Regions from separate parts of the Homo sapiens genome. Here regions 2 and 3 are each linked to region 1. Evidence: read pairs that join two places in POLR2A ChIA-PET (ENCODE). Cell type or tissue: Panc1. All regions are shown on one strand. Each heading gives the region's core, and the rest is flanking DNA. Links, peaks and the distances in the headings are about the cores only.

Evidence for each region. Peaks named below come from ENCODE experiments on the same cell type or tissue, not always from the same donor. Only the 100,000 strongest peaks of a DNase experiment are listed, where the experiment ranks them.
Region 2: POLR2A ChIA-PET joins it to region 1 with 6 read pairs; 1 of 35 experiments calls an interaction of 5 or more read pairs at or near these places.
Region 3: POLR2A ChIA-PET joins it to region 1 with 9 read pairs; 2 of 35 experiments call an interaction of 5 or more read pairs at or near these places.

The regions. Positions count from the first base shown.
Region 1 is chr6:123,994,273-124,002,515 of GRCh38, reverse strand. All of the region lies in intron 1 of NKAIN2 (sodium/potassium transporting ATPase interacting 2), which reads right to left. Among named protein-coding and RNA genes, the nearest start is that of NKAIN2, 190 kb to the right of the region's middle. In Panc1, for the core only: no CTCF peak of the experiment used is centred there; no DNase peak of the experiment used is centred there; H3K27ac peaks cover 358 bases.
Region 2 is chr6:123,146,318-123,154,560 of GRCh38, reverse strand. No RefSeq gene overlaps it. Among named protein-coding and RNA genes, the nearest start is that of CLVS2, 150 kb to the right of the region's middle. In Panc1, for the core only: no CTCF peak of the experiment used is centred there; a DNase peak (open chromatin) is centred at 4,245.
Region 3 is chr6:124,253,181-124,261,423 of GRCh38, reverse strand. The region is part of intron 1 of NKAIN2 (sodium/potassium transporting ATPase interacting 2); the gene reads right to left. Among named protein-coding and RNA genes, the nearest start is that of NKAIN2, 450 kb to the right of the region's middle. In Panc1, for the core only: no CTCF peak of the experiment used is centred there; no DNase peak of the experiment used is centred there; H3K27ac peaks cover 800 bases.

The DNA of each region.
Region 1 (8,243 bases), core at 1,617-6,616:
CAAGGAGACATTTGAAATAACTCAGAAAGAAAATGAAGTAGGAGATTGGTAAGGGGGAAAAAAAAAGGGACAGATAGGAAAACAAATTTTAAAAAGCAAAAAGCATGAGGACTTAGTTCTTTGTAATTTCCTCAGTGATTCAGCACCCAGAATAAGGTTTTCTCTATTTATTCATTAACCATTCATTTCACTCTTAACATATGCTACCTTATATTATTACCATTTTTAATGTTTTCCCTCTATCCCCAACCACGTATTATCTGAGAATGTCTGATAATATCCAGGCATTAGATATACCGGGAGCATCCAACTCAGAGAGTGCCCGAAGGATGAGTTTATTTATTATCAGAGGTGGAATGCAGGAGAAATATCAATAGAACTTGGTTATAATTTTAATATATTAACATTTTTATTGAAAGCCAAATATGAAGATATTTCCTTTTTCAACTAGAATTTGCTTCAGCATATGAATTCGTCTCTGTATCACTGTTGTATAGCACTCTAGTGCATTCCTGGGATTGAATAAATGTTTGTTGAATGAATAAGTTACATACCATTGTATTTAAATTAACAATGATTATGATTCAATGTGGAAATGGCAAAATTATGATAATTAACGCATGGCAAATAATGTTCCTCCTTTGAGTAACTAACCCTCTTGTGCAATGCACATTTATGCTTGCATATATATATATATATATATATATATATATATTTAGAACTAAGAGAACTTCTTTTTCTATTTAAAAAGTTGTATAAACACTGAATAGTAATTGATTTCTTATAGAATCCACTTGTTTTTATGTTATGTGACCTTTCTAAACAAAACAATTATTTAAAAAACTGTCAATTTGGCACCTAAATAAATTTTCTTTCACTTCCTAATAGTAGTCACTCCTATGTCTACATTTATTTATTTAGTTGTAACATTAATGGAGTATTTTAGGAAACACATGATTCATTATGATTTTTTTAAAAACCAGAGGTCTATGTAAATGAAATGTGGTGTATGATACTCTGTTATGCAGACAGATATCAATTTTAAACAATGTTACTTTTTCCTCTTTGCTATTTTTGAAATTATTTATATGAAAATTAGAAGTTAAATCTTTATAGTTCTGGATAACTGAAATGTTCTATAATTGTCCTTACCAGCCCACATATACTATAAAATCATTCATGTTGTTTTTTACTTTCTCCTTGTAAACATAGCTTTAGCAAGTTATCACAGTTTTCAGAGCTGAATAGCTCTGTACATAGTCTGATTTCTAATCTAACATTCAAAAGCTATTCCCTTTAAAGAGCCAAAAAAAAAAAGTTTACAAACTAAAGTCACTCCAAAAGCAAAAAAATAAAAACAGATTATAAAGTCAGTTTCTCAGCACCATTGGATGGTACCCCAAATTTGGTTTTCTACAACTTTCTGAAAAGATGGTTTTTCACATTCCAATTCCACTGAGGTCAAGTCACAGGATATTTCAATATTTTAATATAATGTAATATGTGTCAAGCTTTGTGGTGAGTGTTGGTGATCTACCATTCACGTCAATGGTGAACAAGCTTTTACACGTACTGCTTTTACAGACTAGTGCAGCAGAGAGACAATTAACCAAAGAATCACGCTACAGTGAGATTAAAAACATCTATGCCAATGACACTTACAATAATGGCACTGCCTTTTTTGGTGTGATTTTGAACTATCTTCTCAACAAACAACAGAAAATAACAGAATTTAGTCTACCAGAGTGGAAGATATGTGTTAGCAATTCAAGGATGTTTCTGTTAAAAAGATGTACCCCATTACCTAGTGAGAGTAACATGCTCTCTAGCTACCCTTACATTTAAAGGCTATAAACCCTACAGAGTATATTTTTGGAGATAATTTAAGAACCCAGGTTTCTAGACGTATAGGGAAAAAATTATCCACAGAGTTAAAATAAAAGGCAGAAGAGATAACAAGGATCTCTTCTTTTTTCATCCGGCTTCATGAAATTTATATTGTTCCTCACACTAAAATTCAATGTATTAATGAAGTATATTGGTTAGTTCTCAAACTCTTACTATAATTTTTTTTTCTTTTTATATTCACTCCTGAGGCTTCTTTTATAGTTGAGTAAAAGCTAGTGGCTTCCAAGGTAAATACAAGACAAATATTCCATCCTAGAACTTCAGCTGATTATTCTCACTTTGGGCTCATTTGCATTCATTAAAATTCAAGTTCTGGGCATTACACTTTATCTGGGACTTTTTGTTTTAATTAAGAAAATAGATGTATATGTGGTAAGAATTGAAATTCTGAGTCTCTTAAGAATATAGGAGTTATTCCTTGTTATTATATCGTTACCAAACCATCAGTTGCCACTTTGAAGTTGCTAAGAAAGTGTCGTTTTGGAAGACGATGAAATGTTAAGAACAGAGTATTTGGTTGTTTTGTTTGATAACCAGGTTTCTAGAAATACATTTTAGTACAGCAATCTACAAGAATTATAGGGGGTTGGTTTCAAATTCACTGCTTAATTTAAATAAATTTAGAATTAAAGAAATACTATATTAACAAAATAATAATGAATATATGAGACACTGATGTATGTTCTTAAATCTATTTGTACATACCAAAACTCATTGACAGCAACTAAATATAGGAAGACAAAGAAACAGAGGCAGAAATCCCAAGGACCCTGCCAAATTAAGTCTAATATTCTGACATTTCTCTCTCTAATGTGCTAATGGGAGGGATATAGTCTCTGACCTCTCATTCCCCGCAGGAAATGTCTGTGTCAACCTGAAACAGCCTTCCAAAAATAATATTTAAGCTTTACCTCCAAGCCAGCAGCACTCTTAATAAAATAAAAGCAGTACTATATTTCAACAACTTTAAGGTGGCTTTTTATTTTTCACATTTTAGCATTATTAAAATCAGGATAAAACTTAAGTTTGTGAAAAGTTATACTTAAATCAGAAGTACTTTTCTTAGAGGTAAAATAAATATAATGCATATTTTAACTGATGAGAGCTTAAAATGGATGAAATACAATTGCTCTCAACTTGTAGGAATTTCAGTTACGGTGGCAATAAACATTAGCAATACAGTAGGCCAAGTGAAAGCTCTGTGGATTTCCTCTAAATAAAGATGCAGCAGAAGAGTTTTTCTGCCCACATGGCAAGCTGACCCCAGACACACACTGACCTTATAGTGTACCTGCACAAATAGTTAGCTCTATCTTCTACAACATCACCTTAGAATATAATGTCAGGATCTCATTTTCATGAATAATGTAGGCACTAGGGCTACTTTACCTTGATTGCTTATTTTCCATTCTCCAAAGCATACACCTTATACCCAAATGATGTAACCTTACCATTTGCATTAATTCATGGATTTGAAACCAACCCTCTGTAAGTTCCCTGGGGTCGTTTAGTTTCATTTCTATGCATGTAAATAGCACCAAGACTGACATAAAAATTAATGAACTATTTACTTTAGTAGCCTATGCTTTGCTCCTAAAAGCAAGCAAATGTTTACATAATTAATTTTATTAATATAAAATTAAAGCTATAAAACCTTCAATAATGAAAACAGTGTCAAAAGACAGGTGGCATTTAGTTTTGAAAACTGTAAATTAAAATGAAATTCAAAATGAGAATAATTGTAGAGCAGTCATTTTATCTTTTTGATACCATCACCATATATATATATATATATATGTATATACCATCACCCTATATATATATATTTTCCACACACACACACACACACACACACACACACACAGAGAGAGAGAGAGAAACAACAATTTCTTTATCCATTTATCTGTCAATGGACAGTTAGGGTGTTTCCATATCTTGACTATTGTGAATCATAATAAGACAAGATTATAGTAGTACTCCCCTGTTCACAGCAGCATTCTTCACAATAGCCAATATTCTTGTCTTGTTGGATACTAATCTTACGAAAGATGTCTTGATTTTAGGATCCAGATTTGCCCCAAATTTGGAAGTTGATAAGAAGCTTACATTTTTCAGGTTTTCGATTTCAAACGTCACAGCACAGCTTTCTCCAGTTCTAGTTGTTTAGGGAACCAAATTGGCATGAGCTGAGTATCTCCACAGGAAAAAGACAGACATTTTTTATTATTTGGCATTGCTTGTATATGTTTATTAATAATTATTATTTAAAATAGTACATAAAACTTCTCAATAGCAATACACAGTTTTGAATGGAGGATATATCATTAGATACCTATTTTTCCCTTGGGGGTTTTATCTAAGTAAAAAAAGAATATATAACTGAGAAATCCTGTATTAAATATGTTTATCCCAAAAAGCTTTCTGAGTTATATATTTTGATAGGTCACTTTTTTCCCACATCTATCTTTGTTACATTAAAGAATCAAAGCTAGGCCAATGGGAGTTATTTAAGGAGTAAAACCTATAGTTCTAATTAGCATAAGGTGCACTTAATCCCAACCCCAGAAACTAATTGAGTCATGGAGTATGGAGGGAAATGAGATGAAGGACTAGGAGACCAGCACACAATGGTTTTATTCATTCTATTTGAAAATACCTGAAGACACCAAAAAGCAAACATTCTTTTAACAAATAACAATAAACTTGGCCAGGCACGGTGGCTCACACCTGTAATCCCAGCACTTTGGGAGGCCGAGGCGGGAGGATCACGAGGTCAGAAGATCGAGACCATCCTGGCTAACACGGTGAAACCCTGCCTCTACTAAAAATACAAAAAATTAGCCGGGCGTGGTGGCAGGCGCCTGTAGTCCCAGCCACTCGGGAGGCTGAGGCAGGAGAATGGTGTGAACCTGGAAGGCGGAGCTTGCAGTGAGCCAAGATCACGCCACTGCACTCCAGCCTGGGCAACAGAGCGAGACTCTGTCTCAAAAAAAAAAAAAAAAAAAAAAAAGAATAAACTCCAGTTAGTGATAATTCCTGCTTCAGATGGAAAAATTTAAAAAATAGCCAAACTGCCACGTCCTTTCTTGTTCCACAAATGACTGTTGGCTGTCTCAGTGATTTCCTAAGTGTTGCTGGTTGATAAGACCATTGTGAGTTGGCACTGGTCCAAGACAGCTGGCTGTGCCTATCACCTGGAGGCCACTTGAACGTTATAAGAACAGTAGACCTGATGCTTCTGGATTCCTACCACATGGTGCAGCCATAAACGGGTAGCAATGAATTAAATAAAACATGTTTTATAGGCTAGTTGGCCATGTTTATAGAGAACAGTCACCAGAATATTGCAAGAGAAATTGCTTGAAACAGATTGTATTTAATGCAAGATATCTATGAAGCTAGAGTTATTAAAAACATATCAGCCTAAAATAAATAGAAATGTATTCAAATTTCTTAACACCTTTATCTTCTGATCACACGTTGTACTAGATCTACTGACATGGTTGACAAAATAGTTGTTGTGTGCTGAAAGTTGTTACACATAAGATATACATAGCTCAATTATATCAAATTGCCAATATTATTTTAAGGACAAAATCTATAATTTGGAACAACATACAGGTCTATTTTTCTAAACAACTCTTTCAAATGATGATATCAAAAAGTATTCACAACTAAAATGTTATTTTTCCATTCAAAAAAAATGTTCAATTGCATTTTACCATTTTAGCACGGTAAAATTATCTGTCAAATTAAGCAGACATATGCTGAAACAAAATTCAAAGTGTCCCTTAGAGTAAGTTTTCTTCTTTTAAGAAGAAAAAGTTTCAAGATACACATTCTAAAAAACATTTTCCACATGTGCTTATTTCAACAAATAATCAAGGAATTTAGATTTAAAGAGAAACAATCTATTATGTCAACAAGAATAAAGTATGTTCAGATGTCCAAAATATAAATAAGGCAAAGGCATTATCACTGAAATATGGTAAAGATTATGTATTAAATACTATTTTACTAGTTAATTTGAAATTCTTTAATAAAATGTTATTCTCAAACTTTCAGTATTGAAGTTAGAATGTAAAATTTGCCATCATGAGCTCCTTTTTGTAGTTTTTAATATGAATATGACTTATCACAAGCTTGGTAGCTAACTTTCAATTTCCAACTATCAAGGAAACTATTTTCTTGATTGGACAATAACCTAGTTATTTGGGAGTACAATCACATATTATTTATAGTATTTGAAATGTTTTGGGAATGGTGGGCTGCAGACAACATTAATGAGCAAATTGTGAGACCCTTACTAAAATAAATAATCTTTTAAAAGCTTTACTATTTACCCTCATTAATAGACCTGACATTTATTCCATCACTCAGTAAAAAGAAACACAAGGCAATGTAGGAGAAAAGGAAAGGAAGAAGAAAGCAAGGAAGGATTAAAAATAACTGACTTTTTAATAAAAAGCATCTTTATATTAACATTACTGTTTTCCTTTCTCAAATACCCTTCCTTTGTGTTAAATGTTGTCAAGATACAAGCTTTTAGACTTCATACCTAGATTTTACTGTGATTCATGAGGATTGTAATAAAAATGAAACATTCCCATCTATCAAGATTGCAAACCAATTTGTTGAAAAATCAAAATAAATTTATTTGAGTATGGGTGGTACTTGCCTCTAACCATAAATTTTATTAATGCTTTGTTAAAATAATAACAATGACAGTAATAATAATAATGAATGACAGACATAATATTTCAGTCAGTTCGTTCTGTTGGAGGCTTTCAACTTCTCTTTCATAGTGAACTTGTGAAATATTTAGTAACTATTACAGCATCTAGCCAAGAAAATTCTCAAAAGAGATTTACAAACAAAATCTTTCTGAAATTTACAAAAATGTTACCAATGTTTTAACACCTTTATTTTACAGCAAAGAAAGTTATTTTGGACTTTTACCTGATGGAGCTGACTTCATATTTTAAAAAGACCAATTCATCTGACTACACCTTAATTTCTGACCACATTTAAATTGTCTCATCTTTAAAATAGTGAGTTGTCTAGTAAGAGGCCAGTGCAAGTGGATGAAAGAGAATTTACTCTTTTTTGAGCAACTCCACATAACCAGGTTGGTGCCTTATATACATTATTCTACTAGAAATCCCTTAGGTAAGCAAGAAATGTTAACTTTGCTTTTTCCTACTTTTACTTAAAGCATGTGCAAGTTTATCTCATGGTTCAACCATGAAAAAGGGATTCCATCTGTCTGTAAAGGCCAGGTCCTCTGTTACTATTCTCTCTCGTTTTTGGTATATTTTTCCTAGAACTGCCTTGTCACCTTTTGTCACCAACAAGGCTCGTCCTCATCCTTGATGTCTATAATGCCTATATCTGTCATTTATCAAAATCTTTTGAATTCATCTCCCCCAGTATATTGTAATGTCCTGAGGATGCAATTCTCGTGTTTCTCTCCTGTGAGTTCCCAACCCTGCTGGCAGAGCCTGGCCCATGGTAAACAGTCATCAAATGTCAATAGAACTAACCAAATTCCCTTCCCTCACCTTATGCTTTTCCTTTAGAGAGCTAAAACTCAGAATTTAACGTTGCTTTACCAAGTTAGTCTTTCATTATGTTTGATTTTCACCTCAAAAAGTGGACAGAACATTGAGCTCCCCCTCATATATGCCATAATACAAGGTAACAGCAGAGCACAAAGTTTCCTGGGATGTTGTTATGATGCCAAAGAGGACTACTGCAATTCACTGCTTTTAAATTATTCATATAATAACAATCGACATAAAAACACATACAGGTTTATAAAAGACGTGCATTTGTAATATGTATGGAGGGATATCACATTTAATACGTTTAACAGTAAATCAAACTTTAATGAATTAAAAAAACCTTGCTGTTTAAATACAGGCAGATACTATGAGGAAGAGGAAAGCCACCTGGAGCTGACTTGGGTGAAGCTTATTGGAGGGGGTGGAGAAGCATATGCAAGGGCACCAGTTACTGTAACTACTAGATTATGCTTTTCTCACTTGAAGAAGGGGAGAGACTTCTAACTCCCAGGGAAAAAGTCCTGAGAGCCTTACTATTTGCTTACGGAGCAGCTGCACATGACCTATGATAAAGTGGTAAATCCTGTCTACATCAGACTTTCTAATCCTACTCTTCCTTTTGGGCTGGAAAGGGCACAGAAATGTGTCCTCTCCAAGGCAGAATTGAGAGGGAAAATTATTTCCTTCCACCCACAGTTGTAAATATTTGAGGAAGTTCAAAAATAAATTGATTTATAAAACAAACAAAAACAAAACAGCCTTTCTATGCAC
Region 2 (8,243 bases), core at 1,252-6,251, 850 kb after region 1:
CATGATTTGAGGCTACAAATAACAAATTTTAAAACTAATTATGTACACCACGGAATACTATGCAGCCATAAAAAGGAAGGAGATCATGTCCTTTGCAGGGACATGGATGAAGCTGGAAGCCATCATCCTCAGCAAACTAACACAAGAACAGAAAACCAAACACCACATGTCCTCACTCGTAAGTGGAAGTTGAACATTGAGAACACATGGACGCAGAGAGGCAACACCACACACCAGGGTCTGTTGGGGGGTGAGGGGTGAGGGGAGGGAACTTAGAGGATGGGTCAATAGGTGCAGCAAACCACCATGGCACACGTATACCTATGTAACAAATCTGCATGTTCTGCGCATGTATCTGTTTTGGATTTTTTGAGAAGAAATAAAGAAAAAAAAGAAAATACTCTAAAAAAAAAACTAATTACATTTCACAAATGGTGGGGAAGTTTGTTTAAATGTAAAAAAACAAATAAGGCCACCCTGATATTCAAAACTAGGTAAGATATTCACTCAGCATAATCGAGTCAACATCCTAGTGCCTGTAACATGTTCAACCTGCCCAGAGGTGTCATTGGCTTCTCAAGAGAAACACCATATGCAGCTGTATGAATTAAGGGAGGAGCATATGAACATCATTGACCCAAAGATTTCGAGCCACGTCGGCTCTCAGACAAATATTAATTGCATCCAAGAAGATAAATAGTTGTTCAACTAAAGGTAAACAATTTCTGGGAGGTGTACATATGTTTAACATGTTATCTCTACAAGCTGAGATGACATAATAGTTATCTACACTTCCCTCACCCATACAACACTCATGCAACATCTAACATAATTCATGCTAACCAAGAAGCTTTCAGATGAATCCGTGGATTTTAAGTTATGTGATGTAGTAAGAACTCTCATACTAATTAAATATTAAATTTAATATAATAAAAATTAATATCTTGAGCTACCCATGTATTTCTCCTTGGTCATTATATTTAATGGAGACAAAACAAAACTAACACATACATACTCAACACACACACTCACAAACACACACACACGCAGACACACACACCCTACATGTACTTTGAAACCCTAAAGAGACAAAGACCTATTTCCCTGGATACAAGGCAAACTGATTTTGAACATTTAAAATGTTATTCTGGTCAAAATGACTTTTCCTACAGAATCTGACAGCTTTTCATTTTTTGACTTCCAGGTTGTCAACCTATGATAATATTTAAACCTAATTTAAATAATCCTGAAATCAAATTTTGTAGGAAAATAATGCTCATTCTTTTACACTTGTTCTTACAGCTTCTCACTGGAGACTGTATTTGCTTATAATAAGGTACAATTCAAACATCTACTAGTTTCTCCATCCAAAGTTTTCCTTTGGGGAAAAAGACTGCTTAACATCTGCTATGACTGCATCTCTAAACTCTACTGGTTGGCATCTAATGTAAATATGGTGCCTTTTTTTTTTGAGACAGAGTCTGGCACTGTTGCCCAGGCTGGAGTGCAGTGGTGCAATCTCGGCTCACTGCAACCTCTGCCTCCCGGGTCAAGCGATTCTCTAGCCTCAGCATCCCAGGTAGCTGGGATTATAGGCACATGCCACCAGGCCCAGCTAATTTTTGTATTTTTTACCAGAGACGGGGTTTCGCCATGTTGACCAGGCTGGTCTCAAACTCCTGACCTCAGATGATCTGCCCACCTCGGCCTCCCAGAGTGCTGGAATTACAGGCGTGAGTCACTGCGCCCAGCCTATACATGGTATTGAAAAGGGGAAAACATCTATTCTGCTGTAAAAATCATTGCAAAATTAGAGGAATTTTATTTAGTTGTGATTCTAAAGTTTCTTACAATCTTTGAAGAAGGTACATTAAAAATGATGACTTTGGTAACATATTTTTTTGTACAACTAGTTAGCTTTTGTTCTGATTGATCTTAGAAATGCAAAAAGCATACCCTGATGATAAAGAAGACCAAAGCAATCATGAAATAAGACAGAGATTTCTCAAAAAAAACCTTCCCTAGAAACAGACAGTTTCCAGAATAAATCACACAATGCATTCCCCCATCCATACTCATGACACATTCACATTTATACAATAAAATCTAGTATATAAACTGCAAAGGAAGAGAAAAAGAAATGGTAAAAGAATCGATAAATGTGTGTAAAAACAAGGAAAACCAGTTTTTAGGGTAAAAGGGCACAGAAAATTATTGCAGTGTAAGAAATTCATATATTGTTATCACTAACAACTAAAGCCATTTCTTCCTTCCATGCTGCCTGGCTCAGGTAATAGAACCTACAGAAAATTACTTCAGCTTTCTCTGCTATGCAGATGTTTAAAAGAAATTCCTTCAGAACTTTGAATGTAATAGCATTCTTGGAAAATGGTTAAGCTTCTACGTTTGAGGATCTGAATATCTGGAATTGAATCATGACTGCCATGTACTAACTGTACGGCCATGGGTAAGATACTTAACATGCCTTCCTCATGTATAAAGTAGGGATAATGGTAGTTCTTCCATGAAGAATTTATGAGGATGAAATCTTACTTATTAGGTTTTCTTTTTGTTTGTTTTTTTAGATGTAGCCAGGCTGAAGTGCAGTGGCACGATCTCTGCTCACTGCAACCTCCACCTCCCGGGTTCAAGCAATTCTGCCTCAGCCTCCCGAGTACCTGGGATTAAAGGTGCACGCCACCACACGCAGCTAATTTTTGTATTTTAAGTAGAGATGGGGTTTCACCATGTTGGCCAGGATGGTCTCGATATCTTGACCTCATGATCCGCCCACCTCAGCCTCCCAAAGTGCTGGGATTACAGGCGTGAGCCACCATGCCTGGACTTATCTATTAGTTTTAATGTGATTGTTATTATTGCTGATAACACAAGAACAGGATATAAGATCAAAAATAAAGATTTTTATTTTCAGTACTGTTTTACAAATTACATTGAGTAAAACTAGGTAGTTTACATTCTACATAAAGATTGTGAGTCTTCCAATTTTTGAGAAGAAAAAAGAAAAATCAGTTCTAAAATATATTAGTAACCATCAATCAGTGCTTTTTGATTGAGAAAAATTCCAGGGCTTGTTACACAGTAAACAATTAGTAAATGGTCTTTGAACAATGAGAGAATAGCTCCAAGTTTTACTCAAGGCACTTGTTTCTGACTCATTCTTTGTTGTGGCACATAAATTCCTTTGAGATAAGAAAACCAGCTCTCATCATCTTCAATTTACAGGTGTAAAAGCAAGTTTCAGAAAATGCCATAATACATTTTCAAGTTCCCAAAGATTGTATTTGTTGGAGCTACAATATAAATTGGTTTTAATTTTATAACAAAGCCAATCTTTGACTAGGCACCACTGTCTTCCTCCATACAGAATAATCCAGTGGTCATTAGTAATTTCTAATTTATTTGTTGCAGAAATTAGTAAACACACACACTCACACACACACTAGTTTTGTCATTAATTTCTTCACAAACTACAAAAATATAAAGGTGTTTGACACAATTTTGTAAAATTGTAAATGAGATAAAAATGCTAGCTTTCAAAGGCTAGCTAATAATAAAGGCTAGCTTTCAGTTTGTACATTTAGATACTGGTCTAGAACCCAACATTCAATTCACACATGTGTTAGAGCTATGAGAAAAGTAGAAATATATTGTATCACAGATAACAATTTTAAATATATTAATATCATTGTTATTTTATTATCTTATATTTCATATATATCATCTCATTAGATCAGGTGAGCTAGGGAAATTATTAGCATTGTATAGATGACCACACTGAGGATCAAACTACGTTTGTCACTTGCCTAAGGACAAAAATCTGGTAAGGCAAGAAAACTGAGTTTGAACCCGTGTCTTCCAGGGCTGAGTCCTCTGCTTGTGGATATATCAAAGTGATTTTGCTGCAAAGAGAAGCTTGCTCTTTGTTGCCTATCTGATCTAGTCATGTCACAGTAGAGACTAACTCAATTATTTTGTCTCCAAGGTGGTCTGCTGTCACCTCTGTTAAAAAGCCTTCATATTAAAAGCATGGACTCCCCAATTTAACACATCCTTCCCACAGCAAGCTTAGTCACCTTTTCCAGAGGAATTTCCTTTTCTAAACACTGTTGTTTTCTCTTCTATTCTTGCAACAATTGATCAAAGACTAAGCACTCTCTTTAAATAAATGTATTTAATGCTCTTGGCATATTCCTCAGTCCCCATGATAGTGCCAAGTAGTGAGATTTATGGTGACATTTAGCAGGTTCTGTTTGCATAAAGGTCCATTCAAAATTGCATCTGAGCTGCAAATAGCTCAGCAGAGAATGACCAAGCAGAGAAGGCTCTAAAAATGACCAGTGAGTGTAAATGACTCCCAGGCTTCTAGAAAATCTATTGAGGAAGGTTATTTTCTAAAATTGCCCAAGCAACCTAAACCTCCAGAAATAAAACTAAGAATTAATCCACATAAGAGTTCTCAACTATAGAATCAGAGAAAATAATAACCATATAAGTATGTTTTGTCATAATAGCAATACAAAATAAATATGACTAGATATGACTTAGAGATGACCAAATATGACTTAGATTGTTTTTTCCTCAGGGTGTTTAGGCCATTGTTATTAAAATGCAGCCATTAAGAACTACAGAGTGATGGTACATAGTGAATACAAGGTACTTGCTGGCTTTAGATCCCGAATCTGTGTTGTTAGCCGTAGGACAATGGGCAAGTAACTTGATTACTATAGATGTAATTTTCCTCAAGGGTAAGTTACCATTATCACTTCCCTTATCTTGATGTAATGAGGACTATAGAAACTAATACAAATGAATCAATCAAGGCAGGGACTGGTACCTATTCTATAAATACATTATATAATATAAATATCACAACATATCTCAGAAAATATATACTAATAACAAAAATGTCATTATATTCATATATTTATTTTATAGAAGTGTTTCAAAATATTTTTATAAACTTTCAAAGGTCTTTACCATCAAAATACAAATGTCCATATCTACTAATATCAGTTACAATTTTTTTGAATACTCCTCAATTTAATCTGAACTTAGTTTTATTTGGTATAGCTTAAATAACTTAGGCTATTTTTTTAAAAGTTAGGGTTACAATAAAAATGGAGTTTTTAATCTCTACTTTTCATTTTCCTTTTGCTTTCCATTGGCAACAAAGATAATAACAGTTTAAAATCCTTTACTCTGACTTCTGCTCTCAAGCTATATCAAGAATTCATTCTGGAATTTGATCAGAATCTTTCAAATAATATGAAGCCTTTCCTAATCCTCTCAGGAACATTAATTTTCTTTCCCCTTAATCCTCATAACTCTTTATGCATTTAGCTTTCAACATACGCCAACAAAATTTGTTTAAATATGCCCCTTTCCCGTGGACTGTGTATGTTAAAGGCATAAAAATATGTTTTATTCAGTTTGTATCTGTGGACCTGAGTGCAATGCTTAACACAATGCATGGAACTTTTCTCAAGTTCCATTTGGATAAACTAATCCAACCAATGAATAAGTGATTGACTGAACACCATTCTTCTGGACATGATGTAGATACACATGTTGAAAGATTGCTTAAGTATGCGAAAGCACAACTGCATTCAAAGTGTTGATTAATAGAGTGATGTCAACCTGAATGAAGGATGTAGTGTGTGTAACAATCTCTCTATTTGATTCTGTTCTTTCAATATTTCTTAACTCTGAACTTGATGAATTAAGAATGGGTTGCCTTTAAAGCAAAGGCTGATTACAACACAAAGCTGGGACATAATCAAACATGGTACCAAAATATATATCAAAAGTATTACATTAAAAAGAGCAAATAATAAAACTATGTGACCTAGTAAGCCAATTACATACATATATGAGTATTAAAACATGGAAAGATGTACAAACAGGCAATGAGAGTTTTATCACTGTGATCTGAGGAGAAAAGTATTTTAATATTTTACTATATCTGTATATCACACATATTTTCTACTGCACAAGTATTATGTATGTAATCAGAAATACACTTTTAAAAAAATAAGCAATGGTAAATAAAGTATCTCACTAAGATGAAATAATGAATTAAAACAAGTGAGATTAATATTATTGAAAATAAAGACAAACCCCTGCATTTATGTGCATTATGGGATTTTTGGCTTAGAAAAGCATATAAAAAAGATTTGGATACAAGCGTAGTGTGAGTCAATGGTGGCTGTAACAACAGTGCTAAAAGAGTGCCCGAAGCTGCAGGCATATCTCCAGAAGCATAACATTCAGTGGAGGAAAACTACAAGGGCTGCTGATCTTTCCTCTTTACGCTACCTGGAGAGGAATTACTGGTTTCAGTTCCAGTATATTTTGAAAGGGATATTAACAAACTGGAATGCATCCAGTTAGGTTACAGAAAGACTGAGTGGTCTAGAAACCAAGACTGAGTGGGAAAGACAGGGGAAGAAGAAGAGACATAACAAGAATGACCTCATGTTAGCATAATGTTTGTTTCCAAATATCTAAGTATGTCATCATGCTAATGAGAACCTAGAAATAATAAGTGGATTTAATAATACTGTGATTCTCTTTGTTTTGGCCTAGCACACCTGAGTAATATGACACACTGCCATCAGTAATTGAGACCTGCTGTAGAGATTATCACCTGGAGGATTAATTTAGGATCTCCAATTTGGGGAGTGATTGAGGTAGGGCTAAGTATTTACAGAGTTTGAAAACTACAACTAGATTATATATTGACACACTGCCATGGCGATTACAATGGTGGTGGAATTTCCATCTCCACTTCACTCATTAAAATTATCTCTTTTAACTGCTTAACCTGTACCAAAAAATCTGTTAAACAGTTTTTTTTTTAAATTATTATTTCCCCATACGAAAAATACAAAAATTAGCTGGGCGTAGTGGTGCATGCTTGTAGTCCCAGCTACTCGGGAGGCTGAGTCAGGAGAATCACTTGAACCCAGGAGGCAGAGGTTGCAGTGAGCCGAGATTGCACCATTGCACTCCAGCCTGGGTGGCAGAACCAGACTCCATCTCAAAATAATAATAATAATAATAATAATAATAATAATTTCAATAGTTTTGGGGGAACAGGTAGTGTGTTCGGGTACATGGATAAGGTCTTCAGTGGTGATTTCTGAGATTTCACTCGAGCAGTGTACACTGCACCCAATGTGTAGTCTTTTATCCCTCACCTCCCTCCCAACCTTCCCCCCAAGGCCCCAGAGTATATTATATCATTCTTATGCCTTTGTATCCACTTGGTTGATGGTCATTTAGGCTGGTTCTATATCTTTGCAATTGTGAATTGTGCTGCTTTAAACATGTATGTATAAGTGTCTTTTTCATATAATGACTTCTTTTCTTCTGGGTAGATACCCAGTAGGGGGATTGCTGGATCAAATGGTAATTTTCTTTTTAGTTTTTTAAAGAATATCTATACTGTTTTCACAGTGGTCGTACTAGTAGTTACATTCCCACCAGCAGTGTAGAAGTGTTCCCTTTCACTGCATCCATTCCAACATCTATTATTTTTTGATTTTTTTGATTATGGCCATCCTTGCAGGAGTAAGGTGGTATCGCATTATGGTTTTGATTTGCATTTCACTGATTAGTGATGTTGAGCATTTTTTCATATGTTTGTTGGCCACTTATGTCTCTTCTGAGAATTGATGGGATTATTTGGTTTTTCTCTTGCTGATTTGTTGGATTTCCTTGTAGATTCCGGATATTAGTCCTTTGTTGTATGCATACTTTATGAAGATTTTCTCTCATTCTTTGGGTTTTCTGTTTATTCTGCTGATTATTTCTTCTGCTGTGCAGAAGCTTTTTAGTTTAATTAAGTCCCATCTATTTATGATTGGTTTTGTTGCATTTGCTTTTGAGTTCTTGGTCAAGAAGTTTTTGCCTAAGCCAATGTCTGGAAGGGTTTTTCCAATGGTATCTTCTAGAATTTTTATGGTTTCAGGTCTTAGATTTAATTCTGATCCATCTTGAGTTGATATTTGTATAAGGCGAGAGATAAGGATCCAGTTTCATTCTTCTACATGTGGCTTGCCAAGTATCCCAGCACCAATTTGTTGAATAGGGTGTCCTTTTCTCCACTTTATGTTTTTGTTGGCTTTGTCAAAGATCAGTTGGCTGTAAGTATTTGGGTTTATTTTTGGGTTCTCTAGTCTGTTCCATTGGTCTACATGCCTGTACACCAGTATCAGGCT
Region 3 (8,243 bases), core at 2,049-7,048, 260 kb before region 1:
CAACTAACATTGTTGAAGTGTTAATTCCTTGATAATTCAAAATGGAAACTAGGTAGTCATCTGTAAACTTAGAGATTTGGCAAAGTGATCAGTTAAGGCTGTGAGTAATGGATGTCAACATGCTTAGTTTTCTTGCATAATAGTAAAAAGAAAGAGAGTAAAAAAGAAAAATGAAAACAAGGAACGAAAGAAAAGTAAAACAAGACGAGATTGTATCACAGCTTATCTGTTTATTTCTCCTATCTGGAATCTTTTTAGATGACATTTTTGGCCTCAGAGTTTTTCTCAGAGACCTGAATAACCACATCACTGTAGCCAATCTTTTATGCTATTTTTCCATCTCTATAAATGTTCTTGAAGTCTAACATTTACAGGTTATATCACAGCTTCTGAAATGAGAATTTCTTGCGGGCAGTCCTCTCTAGTTCATCACAGTATTTCTCACAGGGCCAAGAACTGCATCTTACACATATTACTCTCAGCACAATTATTGAGTGTTGAGTGGATGTAAGTACAAATGTAGAAGTTAGAATTTCACTGCTCAAAATTCTCAGACTGCAGCACAGGAAAAGGAGAATTTATAGAATTAGAATTCAATGGGTCTCAACTATATCAAAATTTTCTCTACAATAGCTCATATATTAGAGACTTTTCCATGCCCTTGTTCCCTTGCAATCTATTTACAGGATAAAAGCCAGAGTAATCCTCTTAAAATATAATAAAATCATGTCACCCCTCTGCTAAATGTTCTCCAGTGGCTTCCCATGTCAGAGTAAAAGGAACCCCTCCTGCAAATGGCCCCAGTCTCCTGATTTGTCTCACCACCCCCTTCTCTCCTGTACCTCTCCTGCAATTCCCTCCACTAGGTCTCCTTGCTGATTCTTGAACACAGCAGGCATTCTCCTGCCTCAGCGCTTTTACATGTTCCATCCTGTCTGCCTGGAGATCTCTTTTCCCTGACACCTGTGTGGTTTATTCTCTCACTTCTTTCAGTGATTTACTCAAAAGTTATCCTGGTCACTCTGTCTAAAATTACAATCTCACCTTGACCACACATTCCAAACTTCCCATTTCTGTTTTATTATTTCTCGTTTGCATTTAACACCCTCTAACACACTATGCATGCTACTTTTTTATCTTACTGATTTCTCATCTTCCCCACTAGGATGTAAGCTCCTTGAAGGCTGAGATTTTTCTCTATGGCTTACAAACATATACTTAGTCCATAGAATGGTTCTTGACATTTTATAGGTGCTCAATATATATTGCTGAAGACCTAAATGAATCTCCATTATGAAAATGATTTTTTGGACATAATAAAATTGTTATAATGGAAGGCACTTGCTTGTTATTAGAGTGATTTATCGATGCAGTTCTAATTCTAACTAGCTGTGTAATCATTACTAATCATTGAGTTCATTATCTTCAACAAAGTCATAATCAATTAGAATCAATAAAGAATATTAATCATTATTTGGTTTAATGTATACTTTGTCAGAAAGCAGAAATCCCTTGGCATTAGAGTGTCTTATTCACAGAATGGCCCCATAACACTCTATTTTTGTATATAAGCTTGAAGAATGATGAAAGGTGAAAAAAATAGGTGTCCAGGGAGATCACCCCACCTGCAGCACGGGTGTAGATAGCCAAGAACCACCATAATAGTCATCTAGGCATCAGTAGCCTTCAGAGACAGAAAGTGGACCCACTCTGCCTTGGGCTTAGTTTTAAAGGTATAGGTTTTTCTTCTGTCTTCTGGCCTGTGGTGGTTCTGTTTTTCCCTGTGTTCTTCACCTATTATCAATAATAACAATGACAGCAAGACTAGTAGTAATGAAAGCAAGCACTTACTGAATACTAACCTATTTATACCAAATCCTTGAGTAATGTTTTTTGGTATCATATTTTGAAACTGGCCCATAGAACTGATGGTAATAGTCTTTTTAAATAAACATAGAAACTGACTTTCTCGAAAGCTTCAAGCTTACATTTGCCTAATTTGGGTTCTTTCCTCAGGAAATCAACTCTCAGCCCTCCCAGATAGTATCAAGGGACTGAAACTCACCAGACCACCACACCCAAACAATGAGATGCCAGGCCCCTCATCCTCATGGTTTCTGTACCCCTCTCTGCTTTCTGTTTACTCACATGTACTTGTATTCTTTCCCCACCATATAAACCTCCAATTTTATTCCATCAATTTTATTCCAATTTGAGACAGAAAATGGCTGAGAAGGGCTTTTAAGTAGAGAGTGCCACATATGGTACAGAATCAACAAAAGGCCAGTAGACCAGAAGAAGCAGACAGACAGGAATGATGGATGCCTCAGTGGTGTACTGAGGTAAACCCCTCCTCAGTAACCACCTCCATGCAACATTTATATAGATGGGCTCAGGAAACCCAGCTTGGATGAGAGGCTGTGCTTTCATCTGGATTTACAAAGCACTTTATGGAAGACTGAGAAAATTTAAATTATCCAATGATAAATATAATTGGAGGAACATCCACTGCTCTCAAAATGCCTTGGAACTACGTAACCTAATGGAACCATGACAAGACTATAGGGAAGAGAGTACTTCCCCTAATGACTAAGGTTAAATTTGCCACCAGTCAAGAGAATAAAAGTTAAAAGAAGAAATTAAGTTGTTCTGTAGAAAGTGAAGAATATAGGCCCTGCCTACCAGAGATTCATACTTGCTACATACGTACTATTTAATTTCCTCTTTGAATGAATTTTATGTGGTGAAAACTGTTATTTTCCCTATTTTATAGTTTGAGAAAATTAGTGCCCAGAGAGGTTAAGTAACTTGTCTGAAGGCCTGACTGGTTCCAAAGTTATGTTCTTAATCTCTGCACCATATAGCTTCAAGTCCTGTCAGTTTTATATTATTAGATATTACATAGTTTCAAGTTATCGTTTATCATTTTGCTTTCCACAGTTCCCTGGATGTACTAAAATAAGGAGCTAAGAAAATAAATCTTTTTACAAGATCTTAACTTTGGTTTTTTGGTTCAAGGACTTCTACCAAAAAATGAATGAAGGAACAGATTAATGAATAAAAATCACCTCCATAATTTAAGTTCTGATCCTTTATTTCTTGCTGTCACAGGGCACACTGGAAACAACTAAATAATGCAAATATACAAATCTACAGAGTTGTGTGAGTGCAGGCTTTGGAACCATGCTGCCTGGATTCCAGTCCCAGCTTTGCCACTCAGCAACTGTGTGAATCTGACCAATTTAATTCCTCTGTCTATACCTCAGTTTTTTTTTTTTTTTAATCTTGAAAAAGAGTAAAACAATAGCATCTGCTTCATATGCCTGTTTAAGAATTAAATGAATTGGCCAGCACGGTGGCTCACACCTGTAATCCCAGCACTTTGGGAGGCCGAGGCAATGAATCACCTGAGATCGGGAGTTTGAGACCAGCCTGGCCAACATGGTGAAACCCCGTCTCTACTAAAAATACAAAAAATTACCCGGGGGCTGGTGGCGGGTGCCTGTAATCCCAGCTACTTGGGAGGCTGAGGTAGGAGAATCACTTGAACCCTGGAGGCAAATGTTGTAGTGATCCAAGATCGTGCCACTGTACTCCAGCCTGGGCAACAAGAGTGAAACCCCGTCTCAAAAAAAAAAAAAAAGAAAAGAAAAAAATTAAATGAATTAATATATGTCCAGCTCATAGAGGAGTGCTGGCCACAAGGCAGTGCTTTATAAGCATTTGCTAGGTTTTGAAACAGGAATGCAAGTGCAAACCCATCTCTATTTTGGACTGTTATTTCCTCTTATATCCTGGAAATTAGAGTAGACCTTTTTAGGTCTTATGTAAATTGCATTAGGTTATGTTGTATTTCAAATGGGCTTTCATAAATTGTTCAGAAAAATTGAGTTTTTATTTACATAAATAATTTCTAATTTTATAATCAAGAAGTCTCAAATATGGTATACTCCAAGATAAAGCCATTGTTCAGAAAATATGGGGCAAATACATTAGTTCTGGGTGAGTTGAAAGATGAATTTCATACTCTGAGCTCCTAAGAGCTGTAGGAAGTTTGAGCAACCTGATCCCTGAAGCAAATCTTAAACCACAGATCTGGAACTTGGCTCCATCAGTTAGGAGTTTCTGTTAGTGGAGCATTTTCAAAGGTGCATGCAAGGGCAACCAAGGCTTGAAGCTAGAGATTCCCAGAGAATGTTTTACCCTTTGGTTAGTTCAGCACAACAGAGACAATAAATAAAAAAAGCTCAAAATTCTTCAGCCATCTGCTTTCATCCATTTTGACAATGGAATGGTTTTTTTGTATGACCAGTCTGATTAGAGGTGTAGAAACTTGTCCTCTAGTGAAAAAAAAATAAAAACAAAAACAAAAAACAAAACCCAGTCAGTGACAACGCCTTCGAGAAAACCATCAGAGATCTCAGGCATAAGATTGTATTTATCTCCCTCACTTCCAAAAGAAGTTATAGCTTTTGCACGTTGTTTGTATATCAGTTGTCATCTAATATTTTACCAAAAAAAAAAAAAAAAAAAAAAAACAACAGAAAGCTAATTGAAACATTGTTTACCCCAGGAGGAAGGACACTGCAGAAGAAAATGGTTTGAAGATAAACTCTATCCTGTTGACACACACACATTCTATTTGCTACTGTTTATTAGTGTTTACAATGTATCAGAAATATCTTTCCTCTAATCAAGAATGCCAAGATACGGGCTCTTAAATTGCTGCAAAGATGAAGAAACTGAGGCACAGATATTTTAACTAAATTGTCTAAGCTGAAACATTAGAGAAAGACTGGAAATTAAGATTTTTCAAATTTCCAAGACTTATCTACTCTTAATCATACTAAACTACTGAAAAAGAAATGTTACTAGGACAGAACTATCAGATTTAGGATGGTGTGTTTTCTTTTTCTTTATTTCTGGTAATGGCATTGAAGATATATAACAGCATTAACGATTGCCAGTTTACATCTGTTTCCTGGGTTACCTTTCTATGGGCTCTGAAATGGCAAATGTGGTTGCTTAAATTTAAAATTGATCAGATTGTACCTTTCATTCTTTAATAAGTTTATGAATTACACATATGTACATAAGAGCTCCCTTAACTATCTTATTTTTCACAGAAATATATGACAGAAAAATCACCTTCATCATAAACCAATGCAGTTTTCCTAAGAAAAATTTATGACCTGTATCTGTGGGTGATGACCTTTTGGATTTTTGTTGTGACAACATTTCCCTACCTTCAGAGTATTTTTGCCCAAATGATAACCTCAGTGCCCAAAGATAAAATGGCTTCCTTTTTGCCAACTGACTTGCTGAGAATAGACTAACACGTTAACACTCCACGGAGTAATTTCCCTTGTAAGAGAGTGATTTAATTGGATGTCTAAAATCAACTTTCTTTCCCATATCTATTTGTTCAGTGGAGAGGAGCTTCAAATAAAGGTGATGCTGCTCCTTTATGATTGCAAAGGTTTTGAAGAGCAGCAAACTAAGAAAGGAAACGATGCCCCAAAGACACCAGCGCCACAGAATGTCTGTGACTTGGGTAGATAAACGAAAAACAGAAGAGACTGTGGGATTTCTAAATCAAAGGACAAGTGAGAGCATATTTTAAGGCAAGCATCCTATAACTGGTTATGACTGGGGTGATGGTTTCAATTATGGTTTGAGCAAATAGAGATTCATGTGGTTTGTTTGTGCATCAATGAGCAACACAAAGAAGTTTGAACATTCTGATCACTGACGGTGATAGGCTTTCCCTAATTTAGTATTCATAGGTGAGCCTCCCTTTCTCTTATTTTCCGTTTGTAAAAAATGTACAAAATGGAAGCTTTCCTTCTATTGCTCCATGGCTGTTGAATAAAAATGCGGCATCCTCCGCGAAATAGATGGATCACATGGTTATCCAGCAGCTGTGCCTCATTCAAACTACCAGCATAAATTAACATGCGTATTATCTTTACAGAGTGAGGAGGTAGACAACTACTTTGCTTCCCTCACACCCCCAGGTAGACACTGTTCAAAGAAATGTTTGAAATTAGATAAGTATTTTTTATTCTTAGCAGAATATGAAAGATTCACAAATTCTGGTATATGAGCACATCAACATTTCACCATTTCCCAAATATACAAGTGTGAAATGGCTGTCATAAATACAAATGTTCATAGCTGTACACAAGATGGGGCCAACCACATTACAGCAGCATGCCTTCTTGCATTTTATCACAGCACTAAAATATGCAATTCCTTCCCTTGTAAAAGCACTGTTATGGGCATTATAAAGAAATGAGCCACAATGAGTTCTGAGCAATTATCACCCTGGAGGGAAACACACTAATGCAATTGAACAGGAATAGCTGTTTAGACAGCCGGACTCTACTAGTTCACTATCGGAGCCAAGGGGCCTAATTCATCACCTGGCCTCAATTTTAGGAGACTTCTGTTCAGGGTGAAGACTAAAGCAGTCAGGGGACTTAACGAGAAAGGCTATTAAGCACGATAAAAAGCTGACTATAAATAGAGGTGACTACATTAGAGTAATAATTAGGTGTTCATGAAGAGATGAAGCATATGTTAGGTTATACTATTGTTTTGTAATGCTTTTTTGTTGCTGTTGTTAAAGCATTTTACTATCTAGTTTTAATGTTTCTAATATTTCTATATTAGAGTTCTAGTACTTCAATATTTAAGGATGGTAAAACAGTGCTTAGAGGAAACTACCATCAAATTTTAGTGTCGTTTTAATGATGAAGTAATGTAATAAGACTTCCAAGTCCTTCAAGTAGGATTTCTTCATATTCGAAATCATTATCTTGGGCTGAATCACACCTATATTTGTCACATCCTTCCATTTGTGGAAAACTCCCATTATTTTGGTTTTTATAATATAATAGTGAAACAAAACCCAACACAAGTGGAAAAGAAAAATACAAATCAATCTACACTGCTCTATTACACTCTCTAGTGCCTCCCACCACAAAAAGCAAGAAGAAAGCAATTCACCATTTCCTAAAAGCCAGTCTCTTCATAAAACAAAGTACAATACTTTGACAGATGTTGCTCTCATAGGGATGTCCTTTACCATCAGCTAGCTAAATATAACAAAACAGGAATGATAATTTGCTCAATTGGGCAAATTACTTCAATTGAAAGTAGAACACTTAGGCCAGGCATGGTGGCTCATGCCTGTAATCCCAGCACTTTGGGAGGCCGAGGCAGGCGGATCACCTGAGGTCAGGATTTCGAAACCATCCTGGCCAACATGGTGAAATCCCATCTCTACTAAAAATACAAAATTAGCCGGGAGCGGTGGCTCACGCCTGTAATCCCCACAGTACTTTGGGAGGCCGAGGCGGGCGGATCACGAGGTCAAGAGAACGAGACCATCTTGGCCAACATTGTGAAACCCCGTCTCTACTAAAAATACAAAATTAGCCAGGCATGGTGGTGCATGCCTGTAATCCCAGCTACTTGGGAGGCTGAGGCAGAAGAGTCACTTGAACCTGGGGAGTGGAGGTTTATGCAACTACACTCCAGCCTGGGTGACAGAGTAAGACTCTGTTTCAAAAAAAAAAAAAAAAAAAGTAGAACATTGCACATAAACAACCGAGTATTATAGAGAAGATGATACAAAAAGAAAAGACAATTTCTGAGTCACAGAGTGAGTTATCAAGATATAGTGGGAAAATAACAGGTATGCTATTGCATTCTTTCAAATAACATTCATGGTTCACCATGCAAATTTTATAATGAATGCTATCAGGGTTTAGGGAGGGTTTACTTTTGATTTTCAAGGTAAATAATAGTAGTAATTGAACACTTACACACACATATGTCACCACAAGAAAGAGAGTCCTATTGGACTAGGGAGGACTTAAAGCAGCCTCCACACTAACAAATTGCCCTAGATGTGCTTTATTTTGGCAGAGACTGACTTAAAAATATAACTCCATCCCTATTTTATTTTTTAATCCCTTCATATGGAGATAAATAACATCATCACTATTTGCAAAAGACATGATTTCCTGTGTAAACAATTAGAATCTACAGAAAAGCTTTAAGTTGGGTTGGTGAATTTGCCACATACAAAAGCAAATGTTATTTATATTCAGTAACAACAAACATTTAGAAATGACATTTTGATAAAAGATATATTTTAAATAGCACTGCATTTATCAATAACTAGAAATACAATTAGTGGAAAATGTGCAAGGCTTCCACACTGAAATTTATAA